2 separate regions of the Homo sapiens genome follow, and region 1 is linked to region 2. A link is a loop called in an ENCODE intact Hi-C map of the cell type or tissue named here. Cell type or tissue: Caco-2. All regions are shown on one strand. Links, peaks and the distances in the headings refer to the core of each region. The heading gives the core; the rest is flanking DNA. Region 1 has its middle 36 kb from the start of SPRED1. Region 2 has its middle 87 kb from the start of SPRED1.

Evidence for each region. Hi-C counts contacts between places; a loop is a spot of excess contacts. Peaks named below come from ENCODE experiments on the same cell type or tissue, not always from the same donor. Only the 100,000 strongest peaks of a DNase experiment are listed, where the experiment ranks them.
Region 1: it touches region 2 in a loop (4-fold over the local background); 1 of 110 quality-filtered maps calls a loop at or near these places.

The regions. Positions count from the first base shown.
Region 1 is chr15:38,211,717-38,221,536 of GRCh38, reverse strand. No RefSeq gene overlaps it. Among named protein-coding and RNA genes, the nearest start is that of SPRED1, 36 kb to the left of the region's middle. In Caco-2, for the core only: no CTCF peak of the experiment used is centred there; a DNase peak (open chromatin) is centred at 4,556.
Region 2 is chr15:38,161,074-38,170,893 of GRCh38, reverse strand. No RefSeq gene overlaps it. Among named protein-coding and RNA genes, the nearest start is that of SPRED1, 87 kb to the left of the region's middle. In Caco-2, for the core only: no CTCF peak of the experiment used is centred there; a DNase peak (open chromatin) is centred at 6,173.

The DNA of each region.
Region 1 (9,820 bases), core at 2,131-7,130, 52 kb before region 2:
GCTAACAGTGTCTTGTTTATCTTCCCAGGAGTGTTTAGTGCATGTATAACCGGTATAGTGAAGGGGCTAAGACTAAATAAGGTGAAATCAGAAGAGTAGCTTTATTTTTTTCTTTAACCCAAGCCCTTCAAACCCATTCTACCAGTCTCCCTCCATAGACCTTGGACAGTATTTTGAGCAGATCCTATGGGTTTTCCAAACATGTCTAGATGTTAAAACATTCTTTTATTTTAAAATGTATTTAAAAGGTCAATCTGATCAAAATCAAAAGTTCCTTCTCATATCTGACTTTAAACTTCTACCCTCTCCTTAGCTTAGGCCTGGCCTTGGCTCAGAAATCTGCAGTGAGGAGGAGGAAGGTGGAATTTGGCTTGTCTGTCCACTCTGCCTTGCTTTCCCACTCCTCTGGATCCCCTGCTGAACCTGGCTACTCCAGGACCGGGCTGAGGGGCAGGAGGAGAGGTAACAGAACAAGGTCTTGCTCAACAGGTGCTTTGTAATCAGATCAGTGCCCTCTGGATAGTGCATACCTCATGCTGGCTTTTTCCTTTATGGATGGTTTTGTAGGTTTTTCAGAGAATGCCCTCTGCTGAAGCAGCACTTTTGTTCTCTGTTCAATGAATCATTTGTTTTGAGAGATGCTCTCTCAGCTTAGCAGAATGGTTCCCTTCCTTCCACAGAATGTTTCAGCTGGGGTTATCTTGGCCTGGAAGCCAGCTCTCTGGGGGCAAGTTCTTTTCGAGATAGCACTAGCCTGGCAATCTTCCAGGAGGATCACTTAGCCCATGGGAGAGCTTGGCATCATTGCCCCACAGAAGCATGGAGGAACAGCCTATTCCAACCAGAGCCCTCTTTCTTTGCTTTATCCTAGCAGGTCATTCTGGCCACCCTTCAGCCTTTTCCAGGCAACAGGCAGGCACTTCGTTCTGTACCCCTGAGTTCTAGGGAACAAAGGTCAAGCTCACCCAAGGGTTCTCTCACTACACTCTTACAAGAGGAGGAAGCCTTCTGAGTTTTTGAAGATTGGCAACAGTCAAGCTGGGGGTGGGATGCCTTTTCTCCCTCTAGTGAGCCCCCCATTCTCTCCAAAGTTCTCTCTTTTCCTCTAACTTGGCACCCTGTGCAGCTTCTCTCATGAGGCGGGCAATCCCCTGGAGCTCTAACACTATTGGGCCAACAACTCTTATCCAGGTTCTCCTCTTCTTCCTCACTCTGATCAACCTCTAGTATCCTCTTACACAGAGATTGATGGTAGGTGATGGGCTAAGGGTCACAGTATAGGGTTTTGTTCACCATTTAGCAAGTCCTAAATGGATAAGATAGCACCTCTATTTAGAACATGGGGGAACATGTTACTTACTGTTATCAATTTTGAAACCTCAGCCCAAATTCAGAGACAACAGGAAAAGTACACACACTTCTAAATATTGTATATCCTTTTCTTAACTTCAAATGGGAGTATACTATTCTTACTGTTTTGAAACTTGTTTTCTTCACTCAAGAACATATCTTAGACATCTTACATTGTCCATATGTACAGATTACTGTATCTTTCTAATGGTCTATGCACTGTATGTCCATTTTCAGGTTTCCATTATTACAAACAGTGTTAAAATGAATAATCTTTGTACACTTTTGAAAGCGTATCTGTAGAATAAATTTCTACAAAGAGAACAACTTTGAATTCATAAGTAGGACTTTAATATGTCTTGCCAATTTGCCAGTTTTCTATCAGTTTTCGCTGTCACCATTGAGGTATAGGATACCCATTTCTCCATACTTCCACCAAAAGCATTGAAATGTTTTTCAATGTGATAGGTAAAAAAAATCTCTACCTTATTTTAGTTTGTGTTCAACTGTAAACATGGCTGAACATCTTTCCATATGTCGCTTGGTCTTTGATATCTTTTGTTCCAAGTTGCCTTTTCACATCCTTTGCAAGTTTTTGTACTCATGATTTTCATATTGATTTTTAAAGAGCACCCCACATTAAGGACATTAGCCATTTTCTGATACATGAAATGCAAACATCGTCTCCAGTTCTTGTTTGATACATTGGCTTTGTGTGTATCTTTTATTTCTCTTCTCCAAAGAAGTTTTACAGTTTAATGCAGTAAATTCATCACTATGCATTTGTGGCCTCTGGATTTTATGATATCCTTAGGTTATGAAAATATTCCCCCATTTTCTTCTAGTGTTTCAATGGCATCATTTTTTTTTACATTTAAGTTATTGATCTTTATGGAATATATTTTAGGGTAAAGTGTGAGCTTATTTTTATCTAACAAAGCAAACTTTTACATTTATTTTTACTTATTTTTCATTTTAAAATAATTTTTAATTGACTATTTATTTATTTATTTATTTATTTATTTTAGAGATAGGTTCTCTCTCTGCTGCCCCGGGTGGAGTACAATGGTGTGATCATAGCTCGCTGCAGCCTCAAACTCCTGTGCTTAGATGATCCTCCTGCCTCAGCTTCCTTAGTAGCTGGGAGTGTAGGTGCATACCAACGAATTCAACTAATTTTTTTATTTTTTGGAGAGATAGAGTCTCACTATTTTGCTCAGGCTGGTCTTGACTTGCCAAGCTCAAGCAATCCTCCCACCTTGGCCTCCCAAAGTGCTGGGATTACAGGCATGAGCCACCACCCCCAGCCCTCAAAGCAAACTTTTTGCCTCTCAGACTTCAGTAACTCCTCTTTCTCTTCTTCACATCACTAAATGAAAATCTAAATCCCTTTAACTACAGCTTCCCACACAGCTAAAGGCAAAAGCAAATACAAAAGGTAAATTTTGTGTGTGTGTTTTAAATAATGCCCACAGCCCACTTTCCAGGAATCTTAGCCTGAATTTTCTGGGCATTGGTCTCATGGACCAGTGCTTATTTTCATGGCAGTTACAATGGGTTTTCAGATCAGGTGATAAAAAGAGGCAAGAATATTTGCTCCTTCTTATTTTTATAGCAGATGCCAGGAGAGAGGAAGTAATAGGCCCAAGGTCATAGAACAAATTAGAGTGTTGAAATCCAACATTCTGAGCCATCAAGCCTGTTGCACTCATCATTGGACAATATCTTGTAAAAAGCACAGGTAGAAAGCATTCTTCTTATTGCATCACTCACCAAATTACATAATCCACAACAAAAACAGCTAGAGGGCAGTGGGCAGGGTAAAGCTTAGCCCATTGAAATGCACAGATGTTTTAGTGAATTGGGAAAATGGCCTGCTCATAGAGATCATATATAATAATTGACAATGTGAGTCAGAGTTGGGCCTCATTCAGAATTAATCTTATCCTCTTAATGAAATTGCTGATTGTTTTGACTTGCTCCTCTCTGCCTGTTTCAAGTTGCCTGACAGTGTGTTCCAAAGACAGTCCTGCTGGTCTGAGGCTCTATTCTCAAGTGCTGAATTATAGCGTCCATTAAGGAGTTCAGAAGATCTGTTTGGAGAGGCAGGAATCCAGCAAAGCTTCTAATTTTTCCATGATGACTGATGGATTTGGAGCACTCTTAAGGGGCGGCTGTATAATGCTAAGTGTTTAGCATGTGCCAGATTTGTCACCTTACATGAACCCTGTAGCTACCTTTTATTCCAATCTCATCTTCATAGGCTACCAAGAAGTGGTAGGTGGGAGGGGGGAATAGGAGGGAACTGCTGCTTCCAAGGGAAGAAGATTTCTGACTTTGGGAGTAGGGAGAGGTGGGAGGGAACGTGGGCAGTGAAGGGGGAGGCACCAAAAAAAAAAAAAAACCCTGCCTGTGTCCTAATTACCTGGAATATTCCCTGCTTGGATTTCATAGGTCATTAGATTTCTTCCAGAAATGTTGTTTTGCAAAGGGTGTGTGGAGTAAGCAGACCTGCTGGTGAATAGGACATCCCTTCCTAACAACAGGATATGGAAGGGTTCAGCTCCAGGAAGATCTCTGTGCCCAAAATGGTGGAAAGAAGTCGGAAATGGTCTCTGTATGACCAGCTGCTATTTTCTGTAAACTCAAGTGGCTCTGGGGATCGGCCCCAGCACCTCGTAATACTGGGAGACAGTGTTTAATCTTAGGTGCCTGAAGTTCTTCAGTTAGTTTGTGGTTTATGTGGTTAGTGCTGACAGCACCAGCTAAGTTGGAGTTACAGGCAGTGATTGTGCTTGTCATAGAAATGGTTCATTCCTTGATGTGCTTTCAAGTGCTGTGTCCTATGAATCCTGTTGGCAAGAAAACCATCCTCCACCCTAGCACTTACTTAATAAATATGTCTTGAAACACAGCCAAAAATGCATATGTTTGCTGTGCTGTTAGATTCCTTCTTGAAAGGGAAAAGCTCTTCTGAAAGTGATGCACAAAGGATTCTATTAATTAGAAGAACTTATAATGTCTCCCTATGGAATAAAGAAAAAATAATAGCCTGTATTGCTACTCCACTAGTTCCTTTGTTGGACAACATGTATTGCTTTTGCTCCTAGCAAAAAAATTGCTGCTCTGACCCCTCAGTTGTCTCTCTTATCCTTCTGCTGTGCACATACAACTATTCACTAATGTCAACAAGACTTATGAGTGCATATCCGGTGGGGCGGAGGCAAAGGGACTAGATCCCAAAGTCAACATCTTCGCAATGCATCCCAAGATGAAAATGATCAAAGTCTCATTACTCTTCAATGACTAAGAGAAAACAAGGTAGCACATTCAGGACACAGGTTAGAGATGAAACAGAAGATTTTAATTTGTTTCTGATTTATGTTCGTATATGCACCAGATCCAAAAACATTTCAAGTCAAACTTGTCTCTAGGTATGGTAAAATAGGGTCATTGGAACTCACTTGAAAATAGAATTCTAGAAAGTAATTTAAACTTCCAGAAAGCTGGAGGGGGAAAGAGCAGCCATCCAGGCAGAAATCAGATGCTAAAGATTCTGAAACACACTTGGGTGAGTATCATCAGAAGAAAACATGTGTGTTGGATAAAGTAGCTAGAGAGAGGCCTCCATGCCTCTGAGGGAACAGAGAGATTCCTTAGCTTGTTTCTGCCTTGATGAGTTGATGACACTGTAGTTAGACTAAGAGGGGCTCCTAAGAAGACTTAGTCTCAATTCTAAAACCAGTGCTTCCAGACCTCCATTTTATTCTGGGGATAATACACTCCTATTTTCCTTTGTAAGTTATACTGTGTATTCTGTGTCCCCTACAGATTTATACCCCACCCTTTTCCACTCTGGACCCTATGAGGCTGATGTCTATGGCCTACATCACCTGGGCTCCCTTGCCTCTGGCTTTTCTTTGGGTTTGGCTAATGGAAGTGGCTGGCAAAAAGTCAGAGGGCGGCAGGAAAGAGAGATGGATCAACTTTTTCCCCACTGCCCTTGCTGCCAGGCCTCTGTTTATTAGTGGCTGTGTTCCTTAGAAAAGGCCACAGCTCCTGTCAGGATCCTTTCCCACTGTTCAGGTCTCCCTGGGATCCAACAACCACCCCTTTCCCTTAGCTGTCAGGCCTAGGATTGCTAGTGTCTTCTCTCTTTTGCTAGCCCAGAGATGTTTCACCATCCTTCCTTGGCTTTCCTTAACCAGTCTTACTCTTTGAATGAGCTATCTGTTTTCTGCTAGAATTATGACGTGGATATCCATCCATATCAGCACAGCTACTAAGAACAGAAAGCAAGCAGCCAGTCCCTTATCTGGATCCAACAACATACTTTACAGTGTTGTGGGTTTCTGGTAGTTGTTTTACCTTTGGAAATGTTGTTCACAGGCTCCCATTACAAATGGTCACTTCTGCTGTGTTTTACCTCTATCCTCTGGCCATATTAGCTGTTAAGTGACAACCTTGGCCTATCTGCTCTGACTCTTTCTTGCTTTGGATAATTTAAGTAAGTGCTTCCTATGAGTCAGGTACTGTGCTGAGCTTTTTACTTATATATTTTATTAAATCATCTCAATAAATAGGTACTATGTTTGTCCATAGGTCACAAATGAGAAAACTGAGGTGCAGAAAAAGCTAGTGAAAGTTACACAGCTAGGAAGAGCAGGCATTCAAATTCTGTTCTGCTCTAAACTGCAAACCTCTGTGCCAGCTGATCCTCTGGCTTAGATCTCAGAACTCACTATCATTACATGCCATGTTTCTACATACATTGGTGCTTCCCTTGTGTTTTCTAAACCATGGGGTATCTTAGCTATTCAAACTGCTCACTAGGCTTCTAGTCCTGGCCCATCTCCTGTTCCTCCCAATCTGGAGCTTGATCTCTGTTTTAGTTTGCTAAAACTGCCATAAAAAATACTCCTGGGGGGCTTAAACAATAGAATTTATTACTCATGGTTCTGGAGGCTGGAAGTCCAATATCAAGGTACTAGAATTCTAGGTTTCATTCTGAGGACATTCTCTCTGAGGCCAGTTGCTCTGTGTGTGTGTGTGTGTGTGTGTGTGTGTGTGTGTGTGTGTGTGTACATAAGGTTGTCTTTGTGCACATGAGGAGAGTTCTCTGGTGGCTGTTACTCTTCTTAGACACCAGTTCTATCAGATTAGGGCTCCATCCTTACGATTTCATTTAACCTTTATTACCTTCTTAGAGGCCCTGTCTCCAAATATTCACATTGGTGGTTAAGGCTTCAACATATGGGACACTGTGGGAACACAATTCAGTCCATACAGTACCTCTTTAGGAACCCAGACTTAGCATTGATTCCTGAGTCATCATGGTCAAAAACAAAAATCAGATCCTCTAGGGTAGGAAAAAAAATTCCCTCCCCCTCACACCTACAAGGTAGGAATCTTTCTAAATTCTTATAAACAAGTGATTTTTTTTCTAAATTCTTATAAATGAGTGAATTTTTTCAAAAGCATTTGGAAATATTACGTTAAACTGTACATATATGAGGACCTTGATTAACAGAATATTTATTTTTAAGGCATCCCATTCTAACTTCAGACAGAGCAACATTATGTCATCCTAGTAAGATGCGGTCTATGTCATATTTAATATTCTGTGTGAACTTACACGTTTCTGAAGTAGACAGGATTTATTTGTACAGCATGAGAAGGGTGTGGAGAGGAGAGCTGCCAGTCATAGATAAAAACATACTTGGAGGTGTTTAATTAAGAGAAGAGAAGAAAAGAAAAAAGCTTTGAGGGTGAAGAGAAGGGGATGGATGAAATATTTTATCCTTTGGCAAATGTGTTTTCTGTGAAAAATTACAGGATTAAAAAAGTGGTCATGGAAGCTGTTTACCTTCCTTTCCTACTTCTACTCTTCATTCTCATAAATCTGACAAGTTTATTTGTTTCTGCTCAGTTGTACCTCTGGAGAAGAAGATAGGGACTATCTATAGTGGACTAGTTCCAGTTAGCTAGTTCCTAAAGTAAATCTGGCACTTGATAATGAAGAATCTTCACACATTAGGTTATTTTAACTTCCAAGAATCTGGCTAATCTGGTAGAAGTACCATAGCTCTCCAGAGGAGCAATTTATCACTTTGATTAGAAAAAGAAAGCCAGTATTATTTTATACATGGAGAAAAATGTAATAGAACATTATTGGAAATGATTTGCCATTGGTATATATTTTTAACTTGGCATGTGTAGATATATGGAGTATGTCAACATAGACAAATCTTCGTGTTTTGTTTTGTTACAGTGCATGCTATAGCAAGGGAATCTAACAGCACCAGTGGTACTGGCTGTTGGGTTGGGGACATACCTCAGATTAGGTAGCCCAAGCCACTTGTGTTTCTCCAAAGTCCTGTGGGTGTTTTGAACTGAGAGAGTAACACAAAAAAAGAGCATGGGGTCTCTGGACAGTTACAGGTCTGGAGCACCTGGCTCCTGGGATACGTGAGGTAGAACTTGCTGAGACGCAGTGATAGGAGGTTTAATACTCTGGTGTGTCTTAATAGTACTAGTGTAGAAAATCCATCCCTGTTATTACTCTGATCTTTTCAGGAAGCAAAGTCCACAGTCTTTCCCAGGCACTCTTTTAGTCTGTAGTGCTATTATGTCCAACAGTTCTCTATAAGTAACTCCAATCACTTATGCTAAGTGTAAGCCTACTGTCTTTTGTTCTAACTACAGTAAAGCTAAATGTCAGTGAGTCTGCATAATGATTCTTGTCCTTGAAAACTTTCTCTTGCCTTTATTAAATGCATTGTTCCTCTCTGAGTTATAAAAAGACCAAGGAAAAAAGAAAGCAACAAAATGGATGTGTCATTAGAGTGAATATCTTCAGAAAGTTCCTCACACGCCCTGGATTTTCTGATTTTTACCTCTTATATTCTGGAATCGAGGGTGATATGAACACATAACCAGAGCATGTCATTCTTTTCTTCATGAGCAGAAGGGAGGGGTTTTGTGAATTAAAAACTCAAATGCTAATGCCATGGAAAAATTATGACTTGGTATCACAAACGCAGTCAGTGTTTGTGCAGCCTCTCCTACTATGTTTAAACTATAAAACAGAACTCCTGTCTCTTTACATAAGCATAGTGGTATCACAGGGAACTACTTATGTGAGAAGGCTTTTCTCTCTTTCCCTAGTTTTTCCTTCTCTTTTTTAGTGAGTGTGGGGGAAGAGTTTCAGCTCTTAGATGTTGGCCTTTATAACTTCCTTGTTGAAATTGTGAAGTTCCAAAGTTAATGTTTCCCTCAGGGAATTTCCTTGACAAGCAAACAGTTCTTGCCTTATTCTTCCAAGGTGGGAAACATTCAAGGAGGGAGGTCTCTCAGCCACAGCTCTTCCTGGAACATCTCCCCACTCCACTCTGGAATGTGGGGCCTATGGGGCCTGTGGCAGGTGGGAAACCTGTGGAACACAAAGCCCAGTTGTCCCTCTTCTAAAACTTTGCTTTGTCTGTTCAGAAACTGTCTGGATTGAGCTGGTGTCTCAGCACAGAGATGCCATGAGAATCTATGGGAGTAGCTACTCTATCCTTGGGATTGGTCAATGTATTGTCCCCAAGCCTGAAGGACAAAAACCTCACTCATTCACCTGTGCCAATAGACACTTGTGATGGTTAATATTACGAGTCAACTTAGCTAGGCTACAGCACTCAGATATTTGGTCAAACATTATTCTAGATGTTTCTTTTTTTCCTTTCTTTCTTTTTCTTTTTTTTTGAGATGGAGTCTCACTCTGTCATCTGGGCTGGAGAGCAGTGGTCCCGTCTTGGCTCACTGCAACCTCTGCCTCCTGGGTTCAAGCAATTGTTTTGCCTCAGCCTCCTGAGTAACTGGGATCACAGGCACATGCCACTGTACCCAGCTAATTTTTGTATTTTTAGTAGAGATGGGGTTTCACCATGTTGGCCAGGCTGTATTCTAGATGTTTCTGTGAGGTGCTTTTTAGATGAGATCAACATTCAGTCTGTAGACATTGAATAAAGCAGATTACCCTTCATAATATGGGTGGGCCTCATCCGATCAACTGAAGGCCCTAGAAAAAAAGACTGATCTCCAAAGAAGAGGGAATTCTGCCAGCACACTGCCTTCAGACTCAACTGCAGCTCTTCCCTGGGTAGCCTGCAGATTTTGGATTTGCCAACTTCCTCAATCAGCTCCACAATCATGTGAGCCAATTCCTTAAAATCGGTCAGTCTCTCCCTCCCCACCCTCCCCCAACCACCTCTCTCTATACACATATATGCATACATCCAGTTCCGTTTCCCTTGAGAACCCTGGCTAATACGGCATTGACCATACCTTAAAATTGGTTCTTAAAACTTGATCAGAAGTCTATTTGTGGAAGACAGCTATTTGTATTCTACTTGAATAAGTTGGCAATACAACACTTTTCAGGCTGTGGTTCCACATGAGGCTGATAAGAAACATGCAGTCATAGGAG
Region 2 (9,820 bases), core at 3,245-8,244:
CGGGCCAATTTGTTATGCCAGGATTTTCTCTAGTGTGATCTACAGCCGACCCGTCTGAAAATCATTTGGGTTTTTTTTTTTTTTTTAGATGTGTGAGCATTACCCTAAATCTGCTGAATCACAATCTCTTCATCCCAGTTACCTATCAGTTTCTCTACTCTTTGGGCAGTAGTTCTCAGACTTGACTACACATTGGAATCACCTAGGATGCTTCAAATGTAATGATGTCTGGGTCCATCTCCAGGAAACAAGAGTCTTAAAGGATGTATTAAGCAAAAAATGTAAAGAAGTAAGTAGGTAGACTTTGATATTGTTGACTCTTTTGTCTCTTGTTCCTTTCCCTCTGCAAATACAAAAGAAAATTAGCCAGGTGTGGTGGCATGCACCTGTGATCCCAGCTACTTGGGAGGCTGAGGCAGGAGAACCACTTGAACCTGGGAGATGGAGGTTGCAGTGAGCCGAGATCATGCCATTGTACTCCAGTCTGGGCAAAGGAGCGAGACTCTGTCTCAAAAAAAAAAAAAAAAAAGATAAATCCAAGTTCCCCGTCTCATCATCTTGCCACACTCTGCTGCCTTATTGCCTTCACTTTAGCTTTTCTATCTTTGAAATGCCTTCCTTCTCATTCTCTCTCTATCTGGGGAAGTGTTACTCATTCTTAAAGTTTAGTTCATGTATCATTTTGTTGTGTAACTTTCTGAAGCAGCTCTTTCTCTAAATAGAATTGTTGGATTGTTTGTACATGCTTCCACAGCATCTTGAACCTATTTTAATGGCACGTCTTTCCAAATTGCATTATAGCTAGCTGTTTTCACAATTGTACTCTCTGACTGGTGAATTGCTGGCTTCAAAGTTGTGTGTAGATCAATTCAACAGACACTTAATGAGTGGCCATGAGTGCCAGGTCTTGGGCTAAGCAGCACAAAGATGAATCATATTTTCTCTACCCTCTCTGCCCTCTAGGAGCTCACACTGTAGTGGGGAAGATAGACAAATCATTACAATATCCCTGGATAGATGTTATAAAATACAGATACACAGTGCTAAAGAAAACTCTTAAGTGTCTAGGGATGTTGTAGAAGACTTTATAAAATTGGGACTTAAATGATGAATAATTTGAAAAGAGTTTTAAATTCCATCATTGGGAAATCACAGGAAGGCTGTTCTAGGCTGGGGAACAGCATTTGCAAAGGTAACTGAAACATAAATGTTCACAGCACATTCAGGGAAATACCATATAGAAAGGAAAGGCTGCTGTTTAAGATGGACATATTTAATTCCTGGATGCTAGGATTATTCTTAATTGTTAAAGGAAGTTAAACTACTTGGGCAAACAACTAATCTTTGTCAAAATACTGTCAGAAAAGTCTTAGTCCATCAATACAGTTGGAGATATTATTCTGGCTAGGAGCAACTCTTGATTTCCTGCAGAATGACATTGATGTGTTGTTATAAGCTGCATAGCACCCATTTTAATCTTAGGCCAACTCCAAAAGGCTGCACACATTCCTGTGATTATTTCAAGGTACAAATTTCTACATGTGGAGGAAAAAAATATTAAGTTTTGAATCCATTAGACCTGGGTTTGAATCTAGCCTCTTTCATTTTATTAAGTCAGTGGCTAAGTTACTTGCTTTCTGTGGGTTTCAATTTCTTTGTAAAATGAGGATAAAAATAGATACCTCATGTGGTTGTATGGATGATTGAATTAAATAATGCGTGTAAAGCATTTAGCACAGTACCTGGCACATTAAAGGAACTCAGAAAACCCCAAACCTCCAAAAATTGAAAAAAAAAAAAAAAAAAAAAAGAAAAATAGCAGGTTGGCCCACAGCCAGAGAGAAAAATGCCAGAAGGAATTTTGGAGCAGATATCAGCTGCTTGCTCCTCCTTTGATCTGGTGAGTAGTATCATTCCATAACGTGCTGAGCTTGGCCAAGCAGCTCAAGAGTTAATTTTCAACCCCAATGCCCTCTCCCAGTTTAGATTCAGGCTACCTGAGTTCAGAGTTTCCTGTGTTCCAGGTGAGCAGGACTCGCCCACCTCCTCCTGCTCAGCACTGCTTTCAAATAAGGGCACCTGGAGAAGAGAAAGAAGGTGGTTTAATCTGTAGGTCAGTAAATATCTCAGGGCTGGGCAGAGAGCAAGGATTTATAAGATGAAAGAGGACAGGCTTTCTGATTTGTGTCTGGCTCCCCCAAACCCTGAACAATCTGTTTCTATTTAAAACAAAAAGCCAAACATGTTTCTTTTAAGCTGGTTTAAGAGAATAGTGATGACTAAGGCAGTATATTTATTTCAGCTGTCACAGGAATAATTAACTCTTGAACATTTTTTGGTTAATTCTCCTGTATTTTTGAAAATACTGTGGTTCCCTTCCTAGGGACTCTTGAAAAGAAACTCATTTTGGGGTATTAAGATATCAGAGGAGCAAGTTCTCAATTCTTAAAACTTTCCTTGTTCAAAAACATTAGAAAGTTTTGTTGAAAGGACATAGATCTAAAGATGGTTGAGTAGGGATTACACAAATTAATGAAGGGACAAATGGAAATCACATTCACTCACTCGAAAAACAATTAAGCACCTATTTTGTAGCAGAGACTATAGATACAATTCTGGGTTAACAAAGAAGAATGAGATGTACCTGTCATCTATTTCTTAACAGCTTGGGGGGTTGCAGACAGGTAAGCACATCCTTACAACACAGTGTGATAAAGTGTGATTGTAGAAGTACAAGGTGGCACAGGAGAGGACTTGGAAACTCATTGGATGAGCTGAATTTAGCCAGATAAAGAGAGGGGTAGAAAGATTGTCATATCTTAATGCTTGGAAATAAGAGTGGAGTGGATTTGAGGAATGAGATTCATGTTAATGTATCTGGATCCCAAATGTAACAGGAGGAATGGCTAAAGATGAGGCTAGCAGGATACCCATTATCTTTCTTTCAGGAGCTTGTGCTGGTCTGGATTTAGGATTGAGGGGAAGGTAAATCTCCTTGTAGATTTTGGGCCCAAGCCACACACTCCAAGGGAATCTTGCCAGAAAGATGTGTAACGTGGTTCCTTGTTTCCCCTTTTGCTGTTGTTCCATGTGTGAATAGCTTCCAAAGAAAACTCAAGGGATGCTTGATGCAGTTGGATTTAGGTATTTCTCGGTCAATTAACAAAAAATCAGAACTTCACCTCAAGTCTCAACTACTGGGATGTTGGCATCCTTGGCAGGTAGAATCCAGTATTTGATGTATCAACTAATAAATTTAAGATGAGGGAAACTATGATGGGAATGGGCCTTAGGTACAACGGATTCCTGAGCGTTTAGCCATTGATTAATAATTACCAATTATCTTTACCTTGTCTTTATGAGTTGAAAGATGAGGAGGGAGGAGAATACCAGAAGAACAGATCTATAAATAATGAGCTATCTCAAATGCTGATCTGAACTACTGGAGATGTGGCTGTTTTAATACTTACCACTTAAATATATAGCTGTTTGCTTTCTTTAAAAATATAGCTCAGTATTCTTCCTAGAACACTCATGAATAATCGTCTTAAAAGAGTCATTAAATAAAATAATTAAAAAGGACTTAAGAGATTTTGTGGGGGGTCCAATACCTTTATTTTACAGATGAAATCTTTGCCTCAGAAATGTGAAGTGGTACATCTGGTCTACCTGCTGCCTCAGGGTTTTTTTTTTTTTTTTTTTTGAGATGGAGTCTCGCTCTGTCACCCAGGCTGGAGTGAAGTGGCACAATCTCAGCTCACTGCAACCTCTGCCTCCTGGGTTCAAGTGATTCTTCTTTCCCAGTCTCCCGAGTAGTTGGGATTACAGGCCTGCACCACCAAGCCTGGCTAAATTTTTTGTTGTTGTTGTTGTATTTTTAGTAGAGACGAGGTTTCACCATACTGGCCAGGCTGGTCTCGAACTCCTGACCTTGGGATCTGCCCACCTCAGCCTCCCAAAGTGCGGGGATTACAGGTGTGAGCCACTGCACCAGGCCCCACCTCAGGGCTTTTATACCTACTGTTCCCTTGCTGTTCCCTCCATCAGGAATATTTCCCCCACTTTGCTTTGCTTGTCACCTCATCATTCAGGACTTTACCCAATAATTATTGAATTCCTTAACTAAAATAACTTCTGACCAATTTCTCTTTTTATCCATACCTGTTTTATTTTCTGTATTGCATATACATTTTCTGAAACATTTTGTTTTCTTGTTTATTGACTGTATCTTTCACTAGAATTTAAGTAAGGATTTGTCTTAATTATTGCTGTAACCCCAGCATATAAAACTGTGCCAGGCAAGAAAAAATGAAATACCAAGGAATACATCTAACCAAGAAGATGAATTTCTATACCAGGAGAACTACAAAATGCTGATGAAAGAAATGAGAGGTGATACAAATAAGTGGAGAAACATTCCACGCTCATGGATTGGAGGAATGAATGCCATTAAAATGGCCGTACTACCCAAAGAAATTTATAGATTAAACACTAATCCTATCAAATTCCCAATGTCATTTTTCACAGAAGTTGAAAAAACTATTCAAAAATTCATATGGAAACAGGCTGGGCGCAGTGGCTCACACCTATAATCCCAGCCCATTGGGAGGTTGAGGTGGGTGGATCACTTGAGGTCAGGAGTTTGAGACAAGCCTGGCCAACATGGGGAAACCCTGTCTCTACTAAAAATACAAAAATTAGCCAGGTCTCGTGGAGGGTGCCTGTAATCCCAGCTACTTGGGAGGCTGAGGCAGGAGAATTGCTTGAACCCGGGAGGCAGAGGTTGCAATGAGCTGAGATGGCACCACTGCACTCCAGCCTGGGCAACAGAGTGAGACTCTTTCTAAAAATATATATGTATAAATAAATAAATACAATAAAATTGATGTGGAACCAAAAAAGAGTCAAAATAGCCAAAGCAATCCTAAGCAAAAAGAACAAAGGCAGAGGCATCACATTACCCAACTTCAAACTATACCATAAGACTACAGTAACCAAAACAGCATGGTTGTGGTACAAAGACAGACACATAGACCAATGGAACAAAATAGAGAACCCAGAAATAAAGCTACTGTGGAGACTATTCAGGAGGCTTATTCATGAAGTTGGCCCCATCTGCAACTTCTGCTACCCACATTCTTGTTCTTGGGCTTTTCTTTCCAAAGCACACTCAAGTTAGTGCCCTTGGAAATGTTAGACATATTCCATATCTTTTGAAGGCATCCCACTACGATTTTAAGCCGAAACCAATTTGCCTTTTAGAATAATTTAAATTTCCCTGCGACGAATAGAATACATGGAAACAATAATTAATTTTTGGCTCCGAGCATTTTTTATAAAACTGAACGTAGGCTGTAAAGTCAAGGTTTTCATTTTAGATTTATAGCTTCTCGAAGTCAGGGACCATCTCTTAATCATCATTGTCTCCCCAGTGCCCAGTACAGCCTCTACTACATAATAAATGCTGTGTTTGCTGAAGCAGTGATTGAGTAAATGAATGAACACTCACCATGTAATAGCAATTTTCTCCTTGATTGTTGGTGCCTGTACCTGCCAGACCCATCCCTAGACAGAGTTTTTCAACCTCCACACTATTCACATTTTGCACTGATCATTCTTTGTTGCTATCCTGTGCATGTAGGATGTTTAGCAGCATTTCTAGCCTCTACTTGCTAAATGCTGGTAGCTCCCCACAACCCCAAACCCTACACCTATCATGACAATAAAAAATGTCTCTAGACATTGCCAAATGTTCCCTGGGGGACAAAATTGCCCCTATTGGAGAACCACTAAGCGACAAGAATAGGAGCCCTATAATTTGAGGCCAGCTCTGCTTAATCTGAGCTGATAAGGACTAAGCCTGAACATATATTATTAAGAGTCAGAAGAATATTTTTATTCTGTAGGATTCATGATGAAATTGAGAAATGGTTTGTAGCTTAAAAAGCCTTCAATGAACCCTGAATTCTCTTCCTAGTTCAGCATTTTCTCCCAGGCCCCATTCTGGGTGCTCAGTCTTTATGACTGGCTTCTGTCTGTGTTTCTGATTTGTGCTCTTTTTTTATGCTGGAATTCAAGCATGGTTCCGATCCCTGATCCCTTGGTTGAGGAGCTGATTGCTGCTCAGCTTCTACCCCTGTGGGTTGGACCCTGCTCAGTACACAAGGCATTGTTGCCTGAGTTGCTGTTTAACTCCAGAGGAACTCACCTCCTTGGACTTCTGGCTGCAACCTGTTTGACTAGGTGTTACTGCTGCCTAATCTCTTCTGTTGTGCTTCCCTACCCCAAAACGGATCCAAGCGTATTTTCATTACCTCAGAGGTGACTTGACTTTTCTAAATCCTTTGTGATAATGAAATTAGCACCGTTGGCCAGCTTCCTTTGGAGTTAGCCCTGCTTTTACTTAGCTTCATTTGCCCCAGGACCATCAATTCTGGCCTCTTAGCCTTTTCTTGCCAATTCACTGAAAGTTGTAATTGTCAGTGTTGAAAATTTGTTTTCCCTGGGCATGTACGCTAGACTCCCTTCCCTCCTCACCAAGGACTTAATGTTCAGCAACTTCGGGGTGATCTATGCAGGCTGCCTGACTTTTTTTGGTCCTGTTAATCAGATTCTCCAGCCCTCAGAGGCACCTCTTTTGTCTGCTGGCCCTAACCACAGAGAACTGTTAAAGAAAGGCTCATAATTAAACCCAAATGGGACACAAAAAACTTATGTTTCCTTCCTGATCACTGTACATCAGCTCTGCTATTTGTTCTTGTCTATTACCTGCCTAATTCCATCCCCTAACAATTGTTTCAAATACATTCCTTTCTCTATAAGCCCCCAAGCTTTCTTTACCACTGGGGAAACACTGACAGTCTTTCTTTTGCAAGATTAAGGCTATTTTTCCACTCCACTTTAACATATTCAAGTTTCTCTATCTACATTTGATTCTTCCTTCCAGGCTCAGCTAAAATGTGCCCTTTCTCTCCTTTCTGGGCTCCTCTACCAGGTTGAGGACCTGTATTTGTTTGACTTAGAATAGCTTCTTTATACACTTAGGGGCAAAGTCCAGTTACATCCTGCTTTTCCTCATGCAGAGTTGACAAAATGGAATGCCTTCCTTTATGCAGCCTCTCCTTTTCATTTTGCTGTGAAGGGGTAAAGAAAACACAATGTATTGTATTTATTAGCTTAGCTGCTAATTTTTTTTTCTCCCTGATACCTCTAGGCTAGTGCTGAGCATATAGCACAAACTGGAATACTAAAATTACTGATCAGTTGACAGATTAAAGTAACACCTGACTCTTGTTTGGCCCAATTTATCTCTTCCTTTTAAAGAACAACCATGTTCCTGGCATAGTTCATCTGGTTTGGTTAATTGCCTCCATTCCTGATTTACCTTTTTTTTTCCTTCTCCTTAATCAGCCATCAGTTTTCTCTGGTACTTATGGTTGGAAACCCTTTAGCCCACAGAAAAGATCTTCTACTTAAATCAATTTCCACCAGTTAGCTCTTAAATGCAGTTCTTAAGAAATTGGTAGAAAATTTATTTTTGTAGCCACCCACAGAAAACCAGTGTGGGTTTGGTTATACAGTGAGCAAATATTCAGTTCATCAACTGAATAGGCCTTATAATTCACAATATTTCCAATAGTTTTGCTTCATTTTGTTTTGTTAGTAAATAATTCTTGTTTGGCTGCCTGCGTATGGCTCAATGTTGGAGGAATAATTTACCCATGTTGCTGGGCGAGTCAGTTAATCCCTCTTTATTCCAGTGGTGCTCAATAGGTCTCTATTGTCCCCTGATATTCAAGACCATCTGTAATGGATCCGAAAATGATCTGAGACATGGATTTTTGAAGTGATAGCTAAGGTATTTCTAATGTTTTTGAAGGGTGATATGAAATGGCATTAAGAATACTGTACTGAAATTCAGGACATTTTGGGTTTAGTCCTTAAATCTGACAATATCTTAAAATGAGATCATCTTTAATCCTGCTGTGTCTCAAGTTTATCTTTTGGAAAATGAAGTTTCCTGTCAACTAAACATTTTCTGGTTTCTTACATTTCCAGTAGTACTGTGAAAGGAATATTTTAGAGACTCCTTCTCCCCATTTCTCTGTCATTTCACTGTGATACACCTTGCTATGAATCTCTTTATGAAAGTTATTTTTCTGGGCAATCTATAGGTCATGTAAATTTGGTGACATATGTCTTAGAAATCTTCTCATATTATCTGAGCTTCAGAATTTTGATGGAGCTGGTCCTAAGTCATATGCCCTGAAAGTATATGGAGGTTAAATTTAGAGAATCTTGTTTGTATAGAAGACAAGACTAAAGTGCAGTCTTGGATTGGCAATATTTGGAGGGAAATTGGCTGAAAATTTTTCTGAGTTGAAGGAGACATGAGTTCTTTGATAGAAAGTGCATTTCAAGTTTCAAGTAACTTAAATAAAATAAATCCACCTCAGAGCAAAACTTGCAGAATATCAAGGATAAAGAGAAAATCTCAAGGACTACCTGATCCCAAAGAAAGATTACGTTCCAAGAAAATGAGATGGCCAATAGACTTCTCATCTAATCATAGATTCCAGACGATACGAAGTAAATATCTTCAAAGTCCTAAGGGGAAAATGACTGACAACCTTCAAATCTGATCGCTAGGTAAATGGTTATTCAAGGGTGAGGGTAAACTAAAGACATTTTCTGGCAGGCATTCCACCCACAATCCCTTTTTCAGAGAACAAGGACACCATAAAGACAAGTATACCCAGAGGGGACAGGAGAGATGTAAAAAACACGGTGAGCACAGAAGTTAAAAGATGTTGGTAAATTTAAAGGAACAATTCGACTATTAAAAATAATAGCATCTTGTGTTTAAAAATAAGAAATAAAAGCTAGATAGGAACAACTTTATGGAGGTGGGAAATGTTCAAGTGTTCCAGGGTCATTGTCTTGTCTGTTAAGAGGGGGGATAATATTAAGTGATTTAGACTCTGTTAGAAAAACATATAGCTAAGTACATATGTTCAGGGAAACCACTAGAAGAACAAGAATATAATCGATAGCTTCTACACCATAAAAAAACCATGTCACCTAACCCATGGCAGGAATGGAGGGAGCAGAAAAACCACTAAACAAAAAACAAACAAAAAAAGATGGGTGAAATATATGTAAGTGCAGAAAGAATAATGACTGCCAAACATATTTTTAATCACGGGTTGCATATTATAGACATTTGGATTACTCTAGATTTTTTTTTTCTTTTGGGGGTTTAGAAGGAACAGCAAGGAGGTGAAAGCCCTTCAAGATACTGGGATTATGAGAGCTATTTTACTCTCATACCAATTGTTAGTTTGAATTTGAAAACTTTCTTTAATATTATAGATAATGTAATTTCAGACAGATTTCCAAGTTTTCCCCATATAATCTAGAAAATGGCTATAGAAAAACCATTTTCATTTAATACCGAAAAGAAGAAGGAAAAAACCTTGCATTCCCTCTTAAACACCTGGCATCTGGTGTTTCATTCCACTTCCCAGATGGACTCCTTTAATAGAGCTCTTTATAGACAGCCCATAGGTTAGGAACACCAAATAGTACACTGCAATTTTAGAGATGGTTGTCTGTGTTTACTATAATTATAGAGGTATTTAAAACTTTTGCATTTTCCCATTGGGAGAGAAAAATAGAAGGATTTGGGGGTAATCAGTTGTTATGGACACATCTTGAAGTTAAATTGAAGCTATGTTTAGTTTGCCTGTAGCAGAGTCTGACTTCAAAAAGAGCACCGGATTTTGAAAGCTGTATATTTGCAAATATTCTAAATTCAGTT